Linked DNA regions of Homo sapiens: region 2 is linked to region 1. A link is a loop called in an ENCODE intact Hi-C map of the cell type or tissue named here. Cell type or tissue: ascending aorta. All regions are shown on one strand.

Region 1 (2,500 bases):
CTGACCCCTCCTGGATGCTGGGAGTAACAAAGAGTCTTTACTTGACCAAACTTTAGTCAGAATCCTCTGAATTTTCTTCTTCCCAACCAGGCCTTGACTTTTGTACTTTCATGTCTGTCTTTGTATCACCCAATTTTGACAAGAATTTTGTTAAGCTGATTTAGCCAGAATCCCCCACCTTTAGTATCTGATTGCCAAATATCTCACCAAATTCTTCACTCCCACCCTCCCCTAGGCAGCCTTCAGCAATAATCTTGTTAGTTTGGTTTAGGCAGAATCACCTCTCACCCCCGATGTTTCCTCTTAGTAATTTTTCATCCATCCACACCGTCCCCCTGCCCCCAACTGGCTAGAAATTTCTACTTTTCCTCATTGTATTCAGAGTTGAGCCCAATTTCTCTCCCCACTGCAAGGCCCCATTGCAGTAGTCCTTATAACTATCTTGATAGTTTCCCTCAGTAAAGTCTCCCTTACCATTCTTTAAAAAGTGTCATGAATAATTTTTTTCTTTACTCAGGGAGGGAGACAATGGTTGAACCTGAACCATGTGATGGGGGGAGAAAAGGGGAGAAATGAACATGTTCTGGCAAAAACAACAGAAGCCCAGTACATTTCTATACCATATGATGGCATTGTGGACATTTTTCTGCTGCCCAGAGGGAAAGTCTCTGTTGCTCTAGGTGCCCTTCTGGAGAAGCTAAATTCACCCCTCTTGAGGGACTCTGTGCCCTTCTTTTGGGCACAGCCAATCATTCTGGTCTTCACTGAGGCATGAAATAAGACTATGTGCTTCATCAGATCAGCCGTTTTGTGCTCTTGAGACAGGGTCTGACTCTGCCACCCAGGCTGGAGTGCAGTGGCCCAATGGTGGCTCACTGCAGTCTCCAACTTCTGGGCTCAAGAGATCCTCCTGCCTCAGCCTGCCAAGTAGCTGGGACTACAGGCGCATACCACTGAGTCTAGCTAATTTGTTATTTTTGGTAAAGATGGAGTCTTGGCTATGTTGCCCAGGCTTGTCTCAAACTCCTGGGCTCAAGCGATCCTCCCTCCTTGGCCTCTCAAAGTGATGAGATTACATGCCTGAGCCACTGTGCCTGGCTCCCATCAATTCTGGTGTTCTGCCTCTGGGAGAAGAATTCAAGTCTGGAGATGGAATCCCATTTTATTTCTTCCACTTCCAAGACCTCTCAGCCTGTTCATACCTTATAGAAGGATACAGTTCAGACCTAATAGAAGGATTCATTCATAAATATTTCTTGATCAGCTCTTTATGTAGCCATAGTGTTAGGTACCAAGTGTCATAACGATAAAGAAAATAGATAGCTCTGATTACTTTCTCATTCAAGTCTAATGCTCTAAGTGCCATGGATAAAGAAATAATGGTGGAGGAGGCCAGATGCGATGGCTCATGCCTATAATCCCAGCACTTTGGGAGGCTGAGGCGAGCAGATCACCTGAGGTTAGGAGTTCGAGACCAGCCTGGCCAACATGGCGAAACCCCGTCTCTACTAAAAATACAAAAAAATTATCTGGGCACGGCGACAGGTCCGTGTAATCCCAGCTACTCGGGAGGCTGAGGCAGGAGAATTGCTTGAACCGGGGAGGTGGAGGTTGCAGTGAGCCAAGATCGTACCACTGCACTCCAGCCTGGGTAATAAGAAGGAAACTCCGCCTAAAAAAAAAAAAAAAAATATGGTGGAGGAGAGAGACACATCTGAGGAGATTTTGAAATGATCAGGAATGTCTTCCTGAGGAAATGACTCATGTTGGAAGAATGGGATCATGGACTGGAGTGGAATATTGTAGGGGGGAAGAGAAGAAAGCATTATAGGAAGAGAAAATAGACTGAGCACAGTCATTAACCCAGAGAGGGTCAGGGCCTATCTAGGGAACTGTGAATATTTCAGCTTGACTGGAGCAAAGGTAAGAAAGTACCTTCCTTTGGAGATGTAGAGGAGCCCAGTTGGGAAGTTAGTAGAGTGACCAGGAGCAAGGGAAAGGGAGCTCAAGCCTGGGTGGTAGTGGAGAGAGGACAGCCCCAGCTGACCTGCACCATTCTCTGGAGATCATGTTGATTCCTATGGAGCTGAGTCCTCAGAGATACATCTGGATTGCCCTGAGGAAATAGTCTCATGTCTCATATTTGCCAAAGGAGATTCCATTGTTCTGATTTTTTTGAATGTTTTTGGAAGCCAAAAACATTCCTCATGAATGACTTCTTTCTGAATTGACTACAAACCAGTGGCCTCTGGCATTATTGGAAGACAAATGTGTGTGTGTGTGTGTTTTTTTTTTGTCAAGTATCAGAATATATTTTAGGGGATATATTTCCTGTCGTAATAGGTTTTTATTGTTGTTATGAATAGACCCAAATAAGTATTTTAAGAATGTATTAAGGCTGAATCACAAGATTGTGAAGAAATTGTATCACCATTTCACTTCAGGTTATTGTGACCGGGAACTTGGAATGTCAGCTTAAAAATCCAATCATTTTTGTTTT
Region 2 (2,500 bases), 67 kb after region 1:
CCTTCTTTGCATCGGACTTGGAGAAAGATTAAAGCTGGTTTTGAAAAGTGTTGGTGCTCTCCCAAACACAGCATGCTGATAGAATTCTGGTCGCACTTTTATTTGCTATGGAACAAAATGCTCTAGTTTCATGGAAGAAATAGCCCAGCAGATGGTGTTTGGTGGATGGCATGAATGTAGCCTTGTAAATAAACATTCAAAATAGACTAGCCTCCCCCCAAATTTACCATCTGCCCCTTACCCCATAAGGTCCACAGGTGGTAAAAGAAAGAAAGGAAATTGGTGTTTTTAGTTGTTATTGTTACTATTTCAGTATCTGCAAATTATGGAATTTCCCCAAAAGTTGGCATTCTTAAATTTGGTTATAAAAAAAATGAGAGTGATGCTTCCAATTTAATGGATTTTCAGGGTTTAATCTGGTTTAAGAATAATTGTCTAAATGGCATTCCTGTGCTTATCCTCTCCTCCTTAGGGGTAGCTTCTGATGCGATCCTGTTTCTGCAGCTCTCACTCCTGAGATTCTTCTTCTACACCCTCTCCTGGCTCTGCACAATCCCCTCAGTTTCACTATTGCCTCCCGTCTCTGAGAAGTAGGAAAGTCAAATGTTTGGAGGATTTAGAATCAAACATATCTGGGTCTGAATTCTGTCTTTCAGCTCCAGAGCAATGGACAAGTTACTTAACTTCTCTAATTCTCAGTTGCCTTATCTGTGAAATGAGGAAACTAATAGGTTTAATAATACTAGTGGAGAAAGTTGTTAAGATTAAATGGAAAAAATAAATCTGTAGCACTTAGGACAGTGTAGATAATGTTCAAAAATGTTCATTGTTATTGCTCACATCATCATCATTGTCATCAATGTCATCATCATCATCTCCCACTATAATACATAGTTATCTAAAACTAGAGAAGAAGAGGGAATTCTGGGCATTGGTGATTTATTTCAAGGGTGGTATGAGAGTGGCTGACTACTCTCATATTTTTAGTTTTCTTCTCTTTTTCCTTAAAAGGGGATTTCCATGGGCCATCAGCCAAAACATGACTTGGAGGATAGAATGCTGTGTGAGGCTTTTGCTGGGTTGGGTTGACTACTGAGGCAGGAAAGACCTGTGTGAAAATTTTCTTACATTTTAAATGATGGATGATTCAATGGGATGGACTGAGAATTGGGATTTGAAATCTGACGTCAGAATCTTTTGAAGACACGGCTATTTTTAACACGGAGGCCATGAGAATTCTTGAGTTTTGATTCTTTGATTCTCCCACATTTCTGGAGAGATAGAAAGATTGGGTTTAACCTAAAGAATTAGTTTGCTCAGATCTGGGGCAAGGATTTACAGAGGGCTGGATTTAGAAGATCCTACCTTAAAAAAAATGTCTTTCAGCATCAGTGATGGCAGAGACTTAGAGATAAAGGGTGTAGGTGGAAGTAGGAACCTGACAGGGAGACCTCCAGAGAGTGTATTTGTGGAGCTTCTCACTAGGGTGTAGTTGTCTCTCTTTTTTGGTGATTGTGCTTACATTGAGAGAATAGGGATTTGCATGGGCACAACTTATTAAGAAAAGGCAGAGCAGATATTTTGAGACTTAAAGCTTTTCATAAAGAACCAGAGAAGATTTGAACCGTAGTACCTTATCTCTCTGCCATTCACATGGTTCTTTTCTCAGGAACTTTCAAGTGGCGATTAGAATCATGGCATTCTAATAATGAAGGGTCTCACGGAAATTTTCCAGTCCTATCTCCTTATGTTATAGATAAAATGACTCTGGCACACTGAGGTCAAATTTTGATCACCCTCTCCCACCCAAGATCCAGACACCAAAGGTAGAGACAGTGTCCTTGTGTTCTTGGTAGACTGAGGTTAGGCTCACTTTCATTTTTTCCAGCCCCTTCTTATGCTAATAGATGTTGCTGATCTCACCATATGCTGAGTCCATATATCATTATCTTTAATAAACATTAATTGAGAGTTTCTCCTATTGTATACAAGGTTCTGTTCTGCGCACAGGCAAATTCAGTGACAAAAAAGACATAACCCATTCATTTAAAGACCTTAAAATCTTCAAGAAATAACATCAGGGTTCAAAAACATAAAGTAGTTTAAAGCTTATGTGTTCTGCTCGAGAGGTATAATTCAGAGTCCCAGCCTACAGGCAAGGGTGGGGTTTTAGTGCTGGCTTTCTGCCTTTATCCACTGTGACAACTTGAATATGTCACTTGCTATTTTTGAGCTTCTATCCCATCAGTTTAAAAACACTACTATTAATAATGTCTGTCCTTCCGAGTTTTGAGGCATAGATGAGATAAAATTGCCTGAAAACTGTGAAGCGTAGTAGAAATTAAAGGGATCCATATAAATTGAAGATCCCACTCTTGTGGGCATGTGCCCACGGAGTGAAGAGTTAAAGTAATTTATCATCCACTTATCATCATCATGATTCATATCTTCATTATTATAATCCAATTCCTTTTATTAAATACCTCCTTATACGTGGTAC

The links. Peaks named below come from ENCODE experiments on the same cell type or tissue, not always from the same donor. Only the 100,000 strongest peaks of a DNase experiment are listed, where the experiment ranks them.
Region 2: a loop joins it to region 1, with 4 times the contacts of the local background. A loop is called at or near these places in 4 of 110 quality-filtered maps.

Annotation. Positions count from the first base shown.
Region 1 is chr2:67,917,163-67,919,662 of GRCh38, reverse strand. No RefSeq gene overlaps it. Among named protein-coding and RNA genes, the nearest start is that of LINC01812, 93 kb to the right of the region's middle. RefSeq lists an enhancer at 1-13. In ascending aorta, no CTCF peak of the experiment used is centred here; DNase peaks (open chromatin) are centred at 952 and 2,023; H3K27ac peaks cover 2,500 bases.
Region 2 is chr2:67,849,797-67,852,296 of GRCh38, reverse strand. No RefSeq gene overlaps it. Among named protein-coding and RNA genes, the nearest start is that of LINC01812, 25 kb to the right of the region's middle. In ascending aorta, no CTCF peak of the experiment used is centred here; no DNase peak of the experiment used is centred here.